Linked DNA regions of Homo sapiens: region 1 is linked to region 2. A link is an interaction called in ENCODE POLR2A ChIA-PET data of the cell type or tissue named here. Cell type or tissue: PC-3. All regions are shown on one strand. Each heading gives the region's core, and the rest is flanking DNA. Links, peaks and the distances in the headings are about the cores only.

Region 1 (9,419 bases), core at 655-8,654, 200 kb after region 2:
TCAAAAAAAAAAAAAAAAAAAAAAAAAGCAGGCGCGGTGGCTTATGCCTGTAATCCCAGCACTTTGGGAGGCTGAGGCGGGTGGATCACAAGGTCAGGAGATCGAGACCATCCTAACACGGTGAAACCCCGTCTCTACTAAAAATACAAAAAAAATAGCCAGGTGTAGTGGCGGGTGCCTGTAGTCCCAGCTACTCGGGAGGCTGAGGCAGGAGAATGGCGTGAACCTGGGAGGCGGAGCTTGCATTAGCTGAGATCGCACCACTGCACTCCAGCCTGGGGGACAGGGTGAGACTCCGTCTCAAAAAAAAAAAAAAAGAAAAGAAAGAAAGAAAGTAATGATGGCAAGAACCACAATTACTTTGCACCAACCTAACAGTTTGAATTGAGATGTTATAAGTATAAAATCCACATCAGATTTTTGAAGACAGTACCAAAAAACTGAAATATCTCATTCATAATATTTACCTTGATTATATGTTAAAAGGATACTATTTTGGATATACTCAGTTAAATAAAATCTTATTAAAATTAATTTTGTAGCCAAGTGTAGTAACTCACACCTGTAATCCCAGCACTTTGGGAGGCCGAGGCGGGTGGATCACCTGAGGTCAGGAGTTCAAGACCAGCCTGGCCAACATGGTGAAACTCCGTCTCTACTAAAAATACAAAAATTAGCCAGGTGTGGTGGCAGGCACCTGCAATCCCAGCTACTTGGAGGCTGAGGCAGGAAAATCACTTGAACCCAGGAAGTGGAGGTTGCAATGAGCTGAGACCATGCCACTGCACTCCAGCCTGGGCAACAGGACAAGACTCCGTCTCAAATTAAAAAAAAAAATAATTCTGGCAGGCTCACTGGCTCATGCCTGTAATCCCAGCACTTTAGGAGGCTGAGGCAGGCAGATCACTTGAGGTCAGGAGTTCAAAACCAGCCTGGCCAACATGGCGAAACCCCGTCTCTACTAAAAATATAAAATTGGCTGGGCATGGTGACATACACCTGTAATCCTGACTGCTTGGGAGGCTGAGGCAGGAGAATCACTTAAACCCGGGAGGCAGAGGTTGCAGTGAGCCAAGATCGTGCCACTGCGCTCCAGCCTGGGCAACAGAGCAAGACTCCGTCTCAAAAAAAAAAAATTAATTTTGGCAGGCTCACTAGTTTATGCCCGCAATCCCAGCACTTTGGGAGGCTGAGGCAGGTGGATCACTTGTGGTCAGGAGTTCAAAACCAGCCTGGCCAACATGGCAAAACCCCGTCTCTACTAAAAATATAAAATTGGCTGGGTGTGGTGGCACGCACCTGTAATCCCAACTACTTGGGAAGCTGAGGCAGGAGAATCACTTGAACCTGGGAGGCAGAGGTTACAGTGAGCCGAGATCCTACCACTGCACTCCATTCTGCGTGACAGAGTGATACTGTGTCTCAAAAATAAATAAATAAATGTGAATAAAATAAAATTAATTTCACCTGCTACTTTTTTAAAAAAATGTGGCTACTAAAAAAGTTTTCATTACATATGTGGCTTGCATTTGTGGCTCACAATATATTTCTTTAGACACTGCCTTTATTGCCTTCCCTCCCATTTACTTATCAGGCGGCTGCCTGATCACACTACTGATATCAGACTTCAGAGTCAGGCCAAGTTCTCAGCTGTAGCTGTCCTTGAGCTCCGTGTAGTATCTGTCACCTTTGCCTGGTTCCTCCTTGGCCTTGGGACACTAGATCCTCCTGACATCCCTTCTCTGTCTCAGTCTTCTTTGTGAGACAGCATCTGCTTCTCAAATACTTTGTTCCTGGGACATAGCTTTGGTCTATTTTATTTTCATTTTTATTTTATATTTATTTATTTATTTATTTATTTTTGAGACAGAGTCTCACTGTGTCGCCCAGGCTGGAGTGCAGTGGCGTGATCTCGGCTCACTGCAACCTCTGCCTCCCGGGTTCAAGAGATTCTCCTGCCTCAGCCTCCGGAGTAGCTGGGATTACAGGCACGTGCCACCACGCCCAGCTTTTTTTTTTTTTTTTTTTTTTTTTGAGACGAAGTCTTGCTCTGTTGCCCAGGCTGGAGTGCAATGGTGCAATCTCGGCTCACTGCAACCTGGGCCTCCCACGTTCAAGCGATTCTCCTGCCTCAGCCTCCCAAGTAGCTGGTATTAAAGGTGCCCGCCACCATGCCTGGCTAATTTTTGTATTTTTAGTAGAGACAGGTTTCACCATGTTGGCCCGGCTGGTCTTGAACTACTGAGCTCAAGTCATCCACCTGCCTCAGCCTCCTAAAGTGTTGGGATCACAGGCATGAGCCACCCCGCCCAGCCTCATTTTTATTTTAGAAACGAGGTCTCGTCATTTTAGAAACAAAGTCTCACTCTGTTGCCCAGGCTGGAGTACAGTAAAAGAATCCTAGCCCATTGCAGCCTCGACCTCCTGGGCTCAAGTGATCCTCTTGCCCCAGTGTCCTGAGTAGCTGGGACTACAGGCGAGGACCACCATGCCCAGCTAATTTTTGTAATTTTTGTAGGGATAGGGTTTCACTACATTGCCCAGGCTGGTCTCAAGCTCCTGAGGTGAAGTGATCCTCCCACCTCAGCCTCCCAAAGTACTGGGATTACAGGCATGGGCCACCACACCCAGCCCGTATCACATATTATTTGGCAATAAAAAGGAATAAGGTACTCACGCTTGTTACACTTGTTATAACATGGATGAACTCTGTTGACAGCATTTATACTCAGAGACAAAAAGTAGACCAGGGTTGCCAGAGGCTGAGAATGTTGGGGGGTGAAATAGAAAGTGATTTCTTTTCTCTTCTCTTTTCCTTTTCTTTCCTTTCCTTCCTTTCTTTCCTTTCTTTTTTTGAGACAGAGTCTCGCTCTGTCACCCAGGATGGAGTGCAGTGGCATGATCTCGGCTCACTGCAACCTCTGCCTCCCGGGTTCAAGTGATTCTCCCAACTCAGCCTCCCGAATAGCTGGGACTACAGGCATGTGCCACCATACCTGACTAATTTTTGTATTGTTAGTAGAGACGGGGTTTCACCGTGTTGGCCAGGCTGGTCTCGAACTCCTGACCTCAGGTGATCCACCTGCCTTGGCCTCCCAAAGTGCTGGGGTTACAGGCGTGAGCCACCACACCCGGCCAGAAAATGATTTCTAATGGGCTTGAGATTTCTTTTGCGGGTGATGGAAATGTTCTAAAGTTGGGCAGGGCGTGGTCACTCATGCTGTAATCCCAGCACTTTGGAAGGCCGATGTGGGAGGACTGCTTGAGCCCAGGTGTTTGAGAACAGCCTGAGCAACATAGCAACGCCCTGTCTTTAAAAAAAAAAAAAAAAAAAAATGGCCAGGCGCGGTGGCTCACGCCTGTAATCTTGCGGATCACGAGGTCAGGAGATTGAGACCATCCTGGCTAACACGGTGAAACCCCGTCTCCACTAAAAATACAAAAAATTAGCCAGGCGTGGTAACGGGCGCCTGTAGTCCCAGCTACTCGGAAGGCTGAGGCAGGAGAATGGCGTGAACCCGGGAGGCGGAGCTTGCAGTGAGCAGAGATGGCGCCACTGCACTGCAGCCTGGGCGACAGAGGTAGACTCCGTCTCAAAAAAAAAAAAAAAAAAAAAAAAAAAATTAGCTGGGCGTGGTGGCGGGCGCCTGCAGTCTCAGCTATTCCAAAGGCTGAGGTGGGAGGATTGCTTGAGCCCGGGAGGCAGTGGTTGCAATGAGCCAGGATGCCGCCACTGCACTCCACTCTGGGCTACACAGTAAGATCCTGCCTCAGCGAAAAAAAAGGCCGGGCGTAGTGGCTCCTGCCTCTAATCCCAGAATTTTGGAAGGCTGATGCAGGCGGATTGCCTGAGCTCAGGAGTTGGAGACTAGGCTGGGCAACACGGTGAAACCTCATCTCTACTAAAATACAAAAAATTAGCTGGTGTGGACCAGGCACAGTGGCTCACGCCTGTAATCCCAGCACTTCCGGAGGCCAAGGCGGGCAGATTACTAGGTCAGGAGTTCGAGACCAGTCTGGCCAACATGGTGAAACCCTGTCTCTACTAAAAATACAAAAATTAGCTGGGCGTGGTGGTGCTCGCCTGTAATCCCAGCTACTTGGGAGGCTGAGGCAGGAGAATCGCTTGAACCTGGGAGGCGGAGGTTGCAGTGAGCCGAGATCACACCACTGCACTCCTGCCTGGGTGACAGAGTGAGACTCTGTCTCCAAAAAAAAAGGAATGTTCTAAAATTTATTGTGGTGATGGTTGCATAAGTCTATGAATATTCTAAACACATTTGACTGTATACAGTCGTCCCCCTTATCTGCAGTTTCGATTTCCTCGGTTTCAGTTATCCTTGGTCAACTTTGGTCCAAAAATATTAAATGGAAAATTCCAGAGGCTGGGCGAGGTGGCTCACGCCTTTAATCCCAGCATTTTGGGGGGCCGAGGCAGGCGGATCACCTGACGTCAGGAGTTCGAGACCAGCCTGGCCAACATGGTGAAACCCCGCCTCTACTAAAAATACAAAAATTAACCGGGCGTGGTGGCACGCGCCTGTAATCCCAGCTACTCGGGAGGCTGAGGCAGGTGAATGGCCTGAACACGGTAGGCAGAGGTTGCAATGAGCAGAGATCACACCACTGCACTCCAGCCTGGGTGACAGAGCGAGACTCGGTCTCAGAAAAAAAAAAAAGAAAGAAAATTCCAGAAATAAAACAAGTCATACCTTCACATTCCAGGCCGTTCTGAGTAGTGTGATGAAATCTCCCACAGTCCTGGGATGTGAATCATCCCTTTACCCAGCTTATCCATGCTGTCTGTATAGGCTACCAGTCTGTTAGTCCCTTTATAGCCATCTCAGTCAACAAATAGAAAAAGCAAAGTGGTCAGCCGAGGTGGCTCATGCCTGTAATACCAGCACTTTGGGAGACCAATGCAGGAGGAGGATTGGTTGAGACCAGGAATTCAAGACCAGCCTGGGAAACATAGTAAGACCCTGTCTCTAAAAAAAAATAAAATAAAATAAAATAAAATAAATGTGTATAAATAAGCTGGGTGTGCTTGCACATGCCTGTAGTCCTAGCTACTTGGGAGGCTGAGGCAGGAGGCTCACTTAAGGCCAGGAGTTGGAGACCAGTCTAGGCAACACAGCAAGACCCTCACGCCCCGACCCCCACAAGATAAATAAATTAGCCAGGTGTGGTGGTGCTCACCTGTAGTTCCAGCTACTCTGGAGGTTGAGGTAGAAGGATCCTTTGAGCCCCGGAGCTTGAGATGGCAGTGGTGAGACCTTGTCTTAAAAAATTTTGATCCTGGGCTGGGCGTGGTGGCTCACGCCTGTAATCCCAGCACTTTGGGAGGCCGAGGCAGGTGGATCACCAGGTCAGGAGATCGAGACCATCCTAGCTAACATGGCGAAACCCCGTCTCTACTTAAAAAATACAAAAAATTAGCCAGGCATGGTGGCACACGCCTGTAGTCTCAGCTACTTCAGAGGCTGAGGCAGGAGAATCGCTTTAACCTGGGAGGTGGAGGCTGCAGTGAGCCGAGATCGCGCCACTGCACTCCAGCCTGGGTGACAGAGACTCCATCTCAATAAATAAATAAATATTAAATAATAATAATTTTTTTTTATCTTAAAGCTGGGTGTGGACATATTTGCCTGTATTCCCAGCTACTCGGGAGGATCCCTTAAACCCAGGAGTTTGAGGCCAGCCAGGGCAACATGGAGACACCCCTATCTCTAAAAAATAAACAAACAGGTCAGGGCCCAGGGGCTCATGCCTGTAATCCCAGCACTTTAGGAGGCTAAGGTGGGCGGAACTCTTGAGGGCAGGAATTCGAGTCAGGAATTCCAGACCCGCCTGGGCAACACAGCATAACCCTGTCTCTACAAAAAAAAAAAAAAAAATACAAAAATTAGCTGGGTGTGGTCGCTCTCACCTGTGGTCCCAGCTACTTGGGAGGCTGAGGTGGGAGGCTCAGCTGAGTTCAGGAGGTCGAGGCTGCAGTAAGACGTGATTGTGCCACTGCACTCCAGCCTGGGCGACACAATGAGACCCTGTCTCAATACATAAATAAATACAAATTGGCCAGGCGCAGTAGCTCACGCCTTTAATCCCAGCACTTTGGGAGGCCAAGGCAGGCGGATCACCTGAGGTCAGGAGTTCGAGACTGCCCTGGCCAACATGGTGAAACCCCATCTCTACTAAAACTACAAAAATTAGTTGGGCATGGTGGCGTGTGCTCGTAGTCCCAGCTACTTGGGAGGCTGAAGCAGGAGAATCGCTTGAACCTGGGAGGCAGAGGTTGCAGTGAGCCGAGATTGTGCTACTGCACTCCAGCCTGGGTGACAGGGTGAGACTCAGTCTCAAAAAAAAAAGTAAATAAATATAAATAAATAAATAATAAAATTAAAAAAAAAAATCTCAATTCTTCCGCTAGTAGAGTGCCTCCCTGGAATCCCATCCAGCTTGCTGTCCTTCTCACTCCAAGTTTAAGAAGGATAGAAAGGTGGGGGAGACTGTTTCGGGGCAGGCAAGGAGGGGAGGCCTAGGCAGGAGGTGTGGTGAAACCCACCATATGTGCCCTCAAGCACCCTCTTTCTCTGCCAGAGGCCACAGGCTTGGAAGAACCATGTCTCTTCCCAGGTTTCCTTCTCAGCCTGACTCGAAGCGTCCTGGCCTGCCCGCCCCACCAGACAGTCTGACTCAATTTGCCCGCTGTGTGCGTGGGCCCTGCGCGTGTGACCCTCCACCATTCCAGTGACTCAGGCAGCCTGGAAGCCCCCTCCCCGGGGGACACCCAGCTTCCTATGGTGACTTTTCACAGACATGGCTGAAACTGGCTGGCGCCTCCCAGACCCAGGCCGGGCTCCTGGGGGCAGCCCAGCAGGGCCTCGGCCCCACAGCCCACCCCTAGAGAGGGCCTAGGGGGTGGGAGTAGGGGGTGGGGAACTCTTCTCAAAGGGCCTTTGTGGGAGCAGCTGGGGGGGCTAACGGGGGACCCCGCCCTGTGTGACTCAAGCCTCATTGCTGGGCGGTGACTCACCCCCAGGCCCCCCTTCTGCCTGCCCGCAGCAGGTGCTGTGAGCCAGCTTCGGGATAGGGGCCTCTGCAGCCATGGTCATGCCACCCTGCCCTGGACCTGTGACTTGCCACCCACTTCTAGGGGTTCCAGTCTTGCCCTCACCTCCTTGCCCTCCTGAGCTCGGACCACAGAGAAAACCTCCTACATCCCGTCCCTCCGTGGGGCAGCAGACATGGTACTGAAATGTGCCACGCATTGTCTCACTATGAATTCACGGGATTCTCAAACCACCCGAGAGGCAGGGTGTTTGTTCTTGCTACTGCCCTGTAACAGATGCGGAAATTGATTCTCCGTGAGGTTGCAGAGTTTAACACAGGAGATTCACGTGCAGAATCTGGGTGTCCCAAACTTGCTGCCCCGCAGTGTCACTGCGTGATCATCTCAGCTGCTTTAAATGCCAGTGGTGGGTTACTGCACCCTCCAGTGTCGCTTCTTTTACTGACGGGTAAACTGAGGCAAGGAGCCTTGAAGTCACAGATCAAGAGTCAAGAGTAAGAGGCAGGGCTGGGATTCGAACCGAGTCCGAGAGCCCGGGACCTGCTCCGCCGCTTCCCCACGGGCCTCCGGCGCCCACTTGGGGGCTAAGGCGCCCCCGCCGCCGGGCCCCTCCGGACGCCGAGGCCAGCCGAGATCGGGCCGCCGGCCAGGCTGCTGGGCGCCGCGCCCGTCCGCATCACGCCGCGGTGAGTCACCGCGCGCCGGCCCCGGCCCCGCCCCCCGCGCCAACAAACAGCGCGTTGCTCGGCAACCGCCACCGCCCTCCAGCGCGGACCTGGGTTCGAGCCTCAGGCCGGGGTGCGCGCTAAGAGGGATTTTGGGACTCCGTAGTCTTCCCTAGATTAGGGGTTCAGATCAGGCCTGTAATCCTGGTGGGCACGGAGGTGATGGTGAAGGAGACAGCTGTGGTCCAATGAAGGTGGGGAGGGCTGAGGGTGGCTCTCTCCAATCCAGACCCACCGGGGCTCCCCAGAAGTGGGCGGTCAGGTCAGGAGATGGCGGCTGGGCCAGAGTTGCAGCTGAGAGGTCGAGGCCATTTTCCTAAGGGATTTGGGGAGCTGGCCTGGCGGGAGCTGTCAGGAGCGCTGTGATGAGGGCTTTTTTGCATCCTCCCCACCCCTGCCGACCTCCCAAACTAGCTAACACTTAATGAGCACGTTCTATGTTCTAAGCCTGTTCTATGCATGTGTGGGCCTATGTGTATTAACTCATGTAATGTTCACCATGAAGTCGGGCGCGGCGGCTCACGCCTATAATCCCAGCACTTTAGGAAGCCGAAGCCCGTGGATCACTTGATGTCAGGAGTTCAAGACCAGCCTGGGCAAAATGGTGAAACCCCGTCTGTACTAAAAATACAAAAATTAGCCGAGCGTGATGGCCAGCACCTCTAATCCCAGCTACTTGGGAGACCGAGGCAGGAGAATCGCTTGAACCCGGGAGGCAGAGGTTGCAGTGGGCCAAGATCGTGCCACTGCACTCCAGCCTGGGTGACAAGAGTGAAACTCCGTCTCAAAAAATAATAATAATAAAAATTAAAAATAGTGTTCACCATGGCCCTCTGACGTTTCATTGACATTCTCATTTTACAGATGGGGAAACTGAGTCAACAGAGGGTCAATGTCCTTTGCCAGAGGATGCACAGCCAAGCTGGCATCCGGGCTCCCAAACCTGTCTCAGGAGGGTGCATGCCTGGCCTTGGCAGGGCCATATCTGTGGGAGTCTTCAGGCGTTGTGGGGATAGGTGCCAAGGCTACATTGAAGTGTGGGTAGGTTATGCAAGTGGGGGATGGCGCCTGGTGGGCTCCTTGGGGGCTGTCGACACATGATACTGAAGGCTGTGCACTACAGAGGTTGCACCAGCACCCCCCTAGACTTCCCATGCCATCTGAGTGCAGGGAGAGAGTTTCCCAGCACCAGCTTCAGATGGCCTGAACTCCGGGCTCCCTGGCACCCCAATAGTCACCACTGAGCCGCCCACAGGACCCTTAAGGGAGCTGCCTGAGGGGCCTTCCGGAGCCCCAGATCCTATGGGGCGGGGAGAAGAGTAGATACTAGCATCTCAGACACGGAGATGGACCAGCTGCCTGGGAAGTGACCAGCTTTGAGTCCTGTAAGAAATGTCCATTTGGCTCACATGACCAAGTCAATCACTCAAATGGTTGAGTTGGGGAGATGGCTGAGTTACAGGGATCCTGGACAGTCTAAAGCCAAGAAGGTGAGGAGGGCTTCTCGGAGGAGGTGATACCCTGGGAACTGAAGGATGCTCGGGAGTTGGCGAATAACAGGCAGGACCTTCCTGCGGGAGAGGTTGGGACACCAGGAACTTTTCCAAGTGGAAGGTAGAGGG
Region 2 (9,389 bases), core at 1,390-9,389:
CCGAGGTGGCAGGGAGGGAGAGAGGAGATGAAAGCCCGCTGGGGGCCGAGGGGGCCAAGACGGGAGGAGGCGAGGAGACCTGGGAGGCAGAGAAGAGAAAAGCGGAAGAATCCATGGGAATAGGAAGTGAGGAAAAGCCAGGGACAGGGAGGGATGAAGCGGAGATGTCACCAGTGGTAGAGAGGAAAGGAGGAGAGAAGAAGTTGGAGCTGGAGAGCAGAGGAAGTGCAGAAAAGCTGGGAACAGAGAGGGAAGGAGGTGAGGAACCACTGGGCATAGAGAGAAAAGTTGAGGGACATTTGAGGGCAGAGAAGGAAGGAGATGAGGAAAAGCGAGGGGCAGAGGAGGAGGAGGTAGAAGAACCATTGGGAGTAGAGAAGAAAGGAGGTGAGGAAGAGCCAGAGGCAACCAAAGAACCACTGGAGGCAGAGAGAAAGGGAGGGGAGGAGACACTGGAGGCAGAGAAAAGGGGAGGTGAGGAATCATTGGAGACAGAGAAGACCCAAGGGACGGAGGGAGATCTGAATCTAGAACAAGGGTCTAGGGAAGGAAGTGAATCCCAGGCAGAGGAGATGAATGAGGCAGGGCCTCCCCTTGAGGCTAACACGGAGACAAGGCCAGAGAAGGAAGGACCCCAGCCCCAGGAGAAGCCAGTAGGAGCCCTGGAGGAGGAAGGAGTGAAGCCCCAAACCGCTGCTGAGGGCCAAGGCCCCTTGGGGGATGCCACACCTCTTCTGGCAGAGACCCCAGCCCCAGAGCAGCCCGCCGAATGCCAGCCACTGCTTCAGGGGGAGGGGCCCAGCGCCAACCCCAGTGCCCACCCTGTGCCCACCTACGCGCCTGCCCGGCAGCCTGAGCCATCTGCCCCCACCGAGGGTGAAGAGGCAAGTGGCCCTAAGCAAAAGACGTGCCAGTGTTGTGCGGTCATGTGAACCCATGCCCCTCCACCCCATGTCCAGCTCCTCTCACAGCTACCTCGGCCTCTTGGCACCCAGAAGAGGGTCCCAGGCACAGACAGGGACCACAGGACTGGCCATGGCACCTGGGAGCCAGCTAGCCTGCACGTCCACCTAAACCTGGGCTTCCAGACCCCTTGCCCACTGCCTGTAACCCTGGCCTCCTTCTGCGATGAAGCCTTTATACTTGAAAATAAAATGTGAAAGCACTCAAGACGGCTTGAATGTGTGTGTAGTCAGCACAGAATCACAGCGTCATCTCCTGGTGGGAAATTTGAGGCTTAACCCTGCTACAGTCAAAGATTATGAATCAGTGAGAGTATAGATTGAGCTGCTGTAACAAAAAGACCTCAAAGCTACAGTAGCTATAAAAATATAAAAGTTTATTTTTCTTAGTGGTTCTATCCATGCAGTCATTCAGGGATTCAGGTTCCTTTTCATTTCTTGCTCCACCTTCCCCTTGGGTATGACCAAAGCTGGATCATAGGCATGTGTTATGTTCCAGCTCATAGGCAAGGAAAGGATGTGGGGGAGCCCCCACCCAGACCCCGTGTTGGCATATGTCACTTCTGACCACATTCTGTTGTCAAGAACTCAGTCCATGCTGCACCTGGATGCAAGGGAGCTGAGATGGTGCCCAAATGCAGTGTTTTTTCTTTTCTTTTTTTTTTTTTTTTGCTTTTTATTAGTTTGTTTATTTTTGAGATAAGGTCTCATTCTGTTACCCAGCCTGGAGTGCAGTGGTGCAATCAGAGGTCCCTGCAGCTTCGAACTCCTGGGCTCAACCGATCCTCCCACCTCAGCCTCCCAAGTGGCTCGGACTACAGGTGTGTGCCATCATGCCCAGCTAATTGTTTTTGTTTTTGATGTTTTATTTTTGTAGTGAGGGGTCTTGCTATATTGCCCAGGCTGGTCTCAAACTCCTAGCTCTAAGTGATCCTTCCACCTTGGCCTGCCAAAGTGCTGGGATTACAGGCGTGAGCCACTGTGCTGGGGTCCAAATTCAGTTCTGTTACAGCGGAACAGATTTTGGCAGGCAGCTGCCACTCTCAATTTCATGTATTTTCCTTTGCTCCACCTTCCATCCGTGTCTTCCCCATGGGGGCCAAGCCCTTCTCTATAGGGGTCCTTCAATCCCAGCTCTGCCTGGCTGGGTGTCCTCAGGTAAGTGACTCAGCCTCTCTGAGTCCTCAGTGTCTTCATCCATCAAGAGGGCTAATCCAGGACTGGGGTGCAACCTGCATGAGCATCCCTCTAGCCTGGCTGGCAGCCCCCAGCCAGACGTGTGGTTCAGGCCAGAACCTGTGGCCTGGGGGGCCCCAGAAGGCCCAGCTCCTCAGGTGTGGGCAGGAAGTGCTTCTCATACCCAGAGTCAAGCGGGGCGGTGGCCTGGGCGGGCTGGGAGGACTCCATAACCGGCGGGGGCTCCATCTCCTCCACTTCCAGGATGGGCAAGTCCCCAAGGGGCTGGGCCTCAGGTACTTGCTGGGAAGAGATGAGCCTGTAATCCTGCCCCAGCCTCCCCGACCCACACCTCACCCCCTCCCCACTGCCCCAGGACTCCCCAGTCCCCCAGAGGGCTCCGACTAGCCGGCCCTTTGACTCACCTCCATGTGGGGCTGGCCTGAACTGCTGTTGGCAGGATCAGGAACTTTCTCCCAGACCCAGCGGGGCAGCACTTTGTGCCTTAGGTGGTAGCACCTGGCAAGACAGGAGTAGTCAGGGCAGCAGATCCAGATGGCCAGATGCCCCAGCCCAGGGTGCAGGGTTCATGAATGTGACTGCGCCCTGAGGCCTCCCTTCAAGCCCCCTGGAAGCTCAGCAAAATGCCCAGCTGCCTTCCCCACGTGGGTAGAGATGCATGTATCCGACAGCCTCACCTTCCAGAGGTGGCCAGGCTCAGGCCACACCCCAACAGGAACAAGCCCCACAAGAATAGGATGCCCGGCAGAACTTTCCACCTCAGGGTGTTATCTGGTAGGGTAGGGAAGAGATCATTCTTAATTTTTTATTTTATTTTATTTTTTATTTTTATTTTTGAGACAGAGTCTTGCCCTGTCACCCAGGCTGGAGTGCAGTGGTGCGACCTCAGCTCACTGCAACCTCCGCCTCCTGGGTTCAAGCAATTCTCTCTCAGCCTCCCAAGTAGCTGGGATTACAGCCGCACGCCACCACGCCCAGCTAATTTTTGTATTTTTAGTAGAGATGGGGTTTCACCACATTGGCCAGGCTGGTCTCGAACTCCTGACCTCAACTGATCCACCCGCCTCGGCCTCCCAAAGTGCTGAGATTACAGGCGTGAGCCACTGTGCCTGGCAATTCTTAATTTTTTAAAGACAGGGTCTTGCTTTGTTGCCCAGGCTGGAGCGCAGTGGTGTAATCCGTGTACTGCAGCCTCCAACTCCTGGGCTCAAGCGATCCTCGAGCCTCAGCTTCTCCAGGAGCTGGGACCGCAGGCGCATGCTACCACATCCAGCTAATTGTTTTATTTTTTGTAGAGAAGGGGGTCTCACTATGTTGCCCAGGCTGGTCTCGAGCTCCTGGGCTCAAGTGATCCACCTGCCTCAGCCTCCCAGAGTGTTAGGATTACAGGGGTGAGCCACTGCACCTAGCTTCCAAGTAATGACTCCAGATGCTACCTCTCCCCACTGTGGAGTACATCCCCTCCCTGTGGCAATCCCATCCCAACCCCCCTACCTGGTAGATGAAGCCGGAGGATGGGACCAGGAGGGCCCTGTCCAGCGATGGTAGATGCTGTCACCCACAGCTCACAGGGACCCCAAGGAAGGTCAGGCAGGGTGACACTCTGTGTGTTGCCACTCACTGGAGAACACAACCAAAGAAGTTGGGGAGGTGGTCAAGCCTACCACAGGGCCTTTGCATGTGCTCTTCCTGCTGTCTGCAACACTCTCTCCCAGGTATCCACATGGCTCCCTCCTCATCTCTTTTAGGTCTTTGCTCAAAGGTCACCTCTTCCGTGAGGCTTTCCTTGACCCCGCTCTATTTGAAATTGCACCCCCTTCACCACCCACCTTCCTTGTTTGATTCTCTTTTTTTTTTTTTTTTTTTGACATGAAGTCTCGCTCTGTAACACTCTGTTGCCCAGGATGGAGTGCAGTCATGTGATCTCAGCTCACTGCAACCTCTGCCTCCTGGGTTCAAGCAATTCTGCTGTCTTAGCCTCCTGAGTAGCTGGGACTACAGGTGCCCGCCACCACATCTGGCTAATTTTTATATTTTTAGTAGAGACTGGGTTTCACCATATTGGTCAGACTGGTCTCAAACTCCTGACCTCAGGTGATCTGCCCACCTCGGCCTCCAAAAGTGCTGGGATTATAGGTGTGAGCCACCTTGCCCAGCCCCTTGCTTCATTCTCTACTCAGCACTTATCACCATCTCATACACTGCTTAGATATTATTTAGTTTGTCTTTGCATGATCTTGGCTCACTGCAACCTCCACCTCCCGGATTCAAGCAATTCTAGTGCCTCAGCCACCTTCTGAGTAGCTGGACTACAGGCTGTGCCACCATGCCTGGCTAATTTTTGTATTTTTAGTAGAGATGAGGTTTCACCATGTTGGCCAGGCTGGTCTCGAACTCCTGACCTCAAGTGATCTGCCTGCCTTGGCCTCCCAAAGTGCTGGGATTACAGGCGTGACCCACCATGCCGGGCCTTCTATATATATTTTTAAAATTATATATAGGCCGGGCGCAGTGGCTCACACCTATAATCCCCGCACTTTGGGAGGCTGAGGTGGGTGGATCACGAGGTCAGGAGTTCGAGATCAGTCTGACCAACATGGTGAAACTGTCTCTACTAAAAATACAAAAATTAGCCGGGCATGGTGGCATGCGCCTGTAATCCCAGCTACTCAGGAGGCTGAGGCAGGAGAATTGCTTGAACCTGGGAGGCGGAGGTTGCAGTGAGCTGAGATCGTGCCATTGCACTCCAGCCTGGTGACAAAGCGAGACTCTGTCTCAAAAAAAAAAAAAAAAAATGGAACCATACCACGGAATTTTAACATCCTTTTATCTTTTTCACTAATAAAATATGACAAGCATCTTTCAATGTCAATAAATATAGATTGGCATCCTCATTTTTAATGGCCGAATGAAAGCTCGTTACATTGATAGCCAAGAGGGAATTGAGGACACCATGTATGGTCCCTGGGCCAAAGAGGCCCACGTGGGGACAAGGGGTGGGGCTGACTGATGGGTGGGTCTTGTGGGGGCTGGGAGGACAGGTCAGCAGGCAGGGAAGCTCACCATTCATGCAGACGGAGGGGCTGGTTCCACTCTGTGCACACAAGGTGTAGTGGGTGAGGTGGCCTCGAAGCTGGTGCCTTGGGACCTCTCCCCACGCTATGGCGGGGGTCCCTGGAGGGGCATCTTGGAGTCGCCAAAGCGTTGGCCCCACTAGGGGTGCTGGGGAGGAAGGCAGTAGGTCAAGGTCGGCCTGGGTTACAGAAGCCCCCCCATCCTCCAGCCCCACTCTTACCTAATTCCTCCCTGAACCCCCAGACGGAGGATGCAGAGGCCAAGCCTGAAGCAGAGACTGCGGTCACAGTGATTCGATAGGGGACCCCGACAGTGAAATTCCCTGAGTGACAAAGAAATAAAGACCAGTTAGAGTTGGCTCTCCTTCCCATGCTCATTTCCTAGGTGTCTTCACTGGGGTCCCCAGAAGGACACCCTGAGATAAGGATCTGACTGTAAGTCATTTATCTAGGAGGTAATCCCAGAAAACCCCAATAGGGCAGTAGGGGAGTGAAATGGGGAAGGAACAGGTTCTCACTGTGGACAACTGAGACGCAGTCCCATGGGGGACCTCTAGGGGCCAGCAGAGAGCAGGCATCGCAGAGTCAGCCCAGCTCAGGGGGACGGAGCTGGGGTATTTATCCACCAAGCCTCATTAGTCATGCTGAGGGCTGTTCCTGAGGGCTCTTCTCAATATTTCCATCTTGCTTCTCAGGCAGGCAAAATGCCTCAGTGACCAGAAAAAGCCCTTAGGCCAGGAAACAAGTGTGGGCAGCTGGGAGAGAGGCCTAAAACCTCTGAGGTGGTCAAACAGATATGAGCAGGCAACTGACAGCACCTACCATGGTAGCTGAGGGTGCTGCACTCTCTCCCCTAAACCCTATCACATCCACATAGCCTTCCCCAACTGGGAATTTTCCATAATTGGGCCTTCGCTTCTTTGGTTCATATATCCTTGTGGGTCTTGGGACTGTGTCCTAAATTTCTTACCCAACATCTTCACAGTTCTTCCAAGTTCATTAATTAATTAATTTATTTATTTATTTATTTATTTATAAAGATTTCTTGCCAGGTACCGTGGCTCATGCCTGTCATCCCAGCACTTTGGGAGGCCAAGGCAGGTGGATTGCCTGAGCTCAGGAGTTCAAGAACAGCCTGGGCAACATGGAGAAACCCCACCTCTACAAAAAATACAAAAACTGGCTGGGCTTGGTGGCGCATGCCTGTAATACCAGCTCCTCAGGGCGCTGAGGTGGGAGGATTGCTTGAGCCATGGAGGTCGACGCTGCAGTGAGCTGAGATCACGCCACTGCACTCCAGCCTGGCTGACAGAGTGAGACTCATCTCTTAAAAAAAAAAAAATGCCGGGTGCGGTGGCTCATGCCTGAAATCCCAGCACTTTGGGAGGCTGAGGAGGGCAGATCACGAGGTCAAGAGATCGAGACCATCCTGGCTAATATGGTGAAACTCCGTTCCTACTAAAAATACAAAAAAAAAAAAAAATTAGCCGGGCGTGGTGGCGGGCGCCTGTACTCCCAGTTGCTCGGGAGGCTGAGGCAGGAGAATGGCGTGAACCCAGGAGGTGGAGCTTGCAGTGAGCCGATATCGCACCACTGCACTCCAGCCTGGGCGACAGAGCAAGACTCCAAAAAAAAAAAAAAAAAAAGGGCCAGGCATGGTGGCTCACCCCTGTCATCCCATCATTTTGGGAGGCCAATGCGGGTGGATCTCTTGAGGTCAGGAGTTTGACACCAGCCTAGCCAACATGGTGAAACCCCGTCTCTACTAAAAATAAAAAAATTAGCTGGGCATGGCGGTGGGGGCCTGTGATCCCAGTCACTCCCCAGAGGCTGAGGCACGAGAATCGCTTGAACCCGGGAGGTGAAGGCTGCAGTGAGCTGAGATCACACCATTGCACTCCAGCCTGGGTGACAGAGCCAGCCTCCATCTCAAAAAAAAAAAAAAGAAAAGTTAGGCTGGGCATAGTGGCTCATGCCTGTAATCCCAGCACTTTGGGAGGCCAAGGCAGGCAGATCACTTGAGGTCAGGAGTTGGAGACCAGCCAAACCAACATGGTGAAACCCCGTCTCTACTTAAAAAAAAAAAAAAAAAATTAACCGATTGTGGTGGTACGCTCCCATAGTCCCAGCTACTCGGGAAGCTGAGTCACGAGAATCACTTGAACCCAGGAGATGGAAGTTGCAGTGAGCTGAGATGGCACCATTGCACTCTAGCCTGGGCCACAGAGTGGGATCTTGCCTCCAAAAAGCAAAAAAAAAAGTCTTGTGTGAATTCACGCTATTTATTTATTTATTTATTTATTTTTTGAGACTGAGTCTCACTCTGTCACCCAGGCTAGAGTGCAGTGGCGCAATCTCGGCTCACTGCAACCTCCACCTCCCAGGTTCAAGCGATTCTCCTGCCTCAGCCTCCCGAGTAGCTGGGACTACAGGCATGTGCCACCACGCCCCACTAATTTTTGTATTTTTAGTAGAGACGGGGTTTCACTATGTTGGCCAGGCTGGTGTCCAACTCCTGACCTCAGGTGATCCGCCCCTTTCGGCCTCCCAAAGTGCTGAGATTACAGGCATGAGCCACCAAGCCCGGCCATCACGCTACTTTAATCATAGCACTCCCTCTTACAAGTCCACCCATCCGTCTGCTCTAACAGCGGGGATGGAGACCCAGGTGTCCCAGGGCCTCACCTGGTAACAGAGCACTGAGGTTCCCAGGGGGAAGCCGGACCCAGTTGAGTTTCTCCAGGGGGTCCCCATCTCGAGCCCAGTCCACTACATGCTCCAGTGGTTCCCCAGGCCCCGGTTGCCAGGTCACCAGTAGCTCCGTGCTCCCAGCGATGCTGCTGACTGCCACGCTACGGGGGGCAGAGGCTGAATCTGGAGGGTGGAGAGAAGTCTCAGCTGCCCACTCAGGAAGTCACTTCCCACCCCTCCAGGGCACCGAGCTGAGGAAGGTCACAGTCTCTTACCCAAGCAGACCAAAGAGAGGTTGGTGAGAGGCTCCCAGCTTGTGGCGTTGACAGCGGACACCCTGGCCCACTCCGCCCCACTGGGAATTAGGGAGCAGCAGCAGGTAATTCCTTCTGGACTCAGCTCACGACCTCCAACCCAGAACCAGACTTTGTAGCTCACCTGCACACAGGGCCCTGGGGCCTGAGAGATGAAGGGAAAAAGGGGTTAATGTCTCCCATTAATCACGCACATATATGTGTCTCCCTGAGGTCACCTGATAAACCACCGGTCAGTGAAGCATTTTTTGTTTGTTTGTTTGTTTGTTTTTTGAGACGGAGTCTTCATTCTGTTACCCAGACTGGAGTGAAGTGGCGTGATCTCGGCTCACTGCAACCTTCACCTCCCGGGTTCAAGCGATGTTCCTGCCTCAGCCTCCTGAGTAGCTGGGATTACAGGCGCCTGCCATCACGCCCGGCTAATTTTTGTATTTTTAGTAGAGACGGGGTTTCACCATGTTGGCCAGGCTGGTCTCAAACTCCTGACCTCAAGTGATCTGCCTGCCTCAGCCTCCCAAAGTGCTAGGATTACAGGCGTGAGTCAGCAAACCTGGCCAGGTGCAAAATTTAAAAGGGAGTGGGGGATACCAAAAACCCAATAAGTGAGATAAATAATATTTTAATGCAGTATTGTAATAAATGAAAATTAATGCCTAAAAACCCATGACAAACAAAATATCAACTTTTTTTTTTTTTTTGAGACAGAGTCTCGCTCTGTCGCCCAGGCTGGAGTGCAGTGGCGCCATCTCGGCTCACTGCAAGCTCTGCCTCCCGGGTTCACGCCATTCGCCTGCCTCAGCCTCCCCAGTACCTGGGACTACAGGCGCCTGCCACCACGTCCGGCTAATTTTTTGTATTTTTAGTAGAGACGGGGTTTCACATGTTAGCCAGGATGGTCTTGATCTCCTGACCTTGTCTCTTAAAAAAAAAATCCGCCCGTCTCGGCCTCCCAAAGTGCTGGGATTACAGGCGTGAGCCACCACGCCCAGCCATCTTTTTTTTTTTTTTCTTTTTGACATAAGTTCTCACTATTGTACAGGCTGAAGTGCGGTGGTGCAATCATAGCTCACTGCAGCCTCAACATCCTAGGCTGAAGTGATCCTCCCACCTCAGCCTCCCCAGTAGCTGGGACTATAGACGCATGCCACCAC

What was found. ChIA-PET counts read pairs that join two places held together with the same protein. Peaks named below come from ENCODE experiments on the same cell type or tissue, not always from the same donor. Only the 100,000 strongest peaks of a DNase experiment are listed, where the experiment ranks them.
Region 1: POLR2A ChIA-PET joins it to region 2 with 16 read pairs; 11 of 35 experiments call an interaction of 5 or more read pairs at or near these places.

What each region holds. Positions count from the first base shown.
Region 1 is chr19:13,848,926-13,858,344 of GRCh38, reverse strand. No RefSeq gene overlaps it. Among named protein-coding and RNA genes, the nearest start is that of MIR23AHG, 11 kb to the right of the region's middle. RefSeq lists an enhancer at 3,703-4,648. In PC-3, for the core only: no CTCF peak of the experiment used is centred there; DNase peaks (open chromatin) are centred at 4,864, 5,834, 7,014 and 7,764; H3K4me3 peaks cover 1,532 bases; H3K27ac peaks cover 4,731 bases.
Region 2 is chr19:14,045,148-14,054,536 of GRCh38, reverse strand. It overlaps IL27RA (interleukin 27 receptor subunit alpha), which reads right to left. Exons shown (of 14, transcript NM_004843.4): 7 at 8,200-8,383; 8 at 7,919-8,107; 9 at 5,455-5,556; 10 at 5,223-5,381; 11 at 3,654-3,779; 12 at 2,837-2,930; 13 at 2,564-2,657; 14 at 1,319-2,441. The coding sequence ends at 2,247. PALM3 (paralemmin 3) reads left to right here. Exons shown (of 7, transcript NM_001145028.2): 7 at 1-1,170. The coding sequence ends at 932. Among named protein-coding and RNA genes, the nearest start is that of PALM3, 12 kb to the left of the region's middle. In PC-3, for the core only: a CTCF peak has its summit at 5,787; no DNase peak of the experiment used is centred there.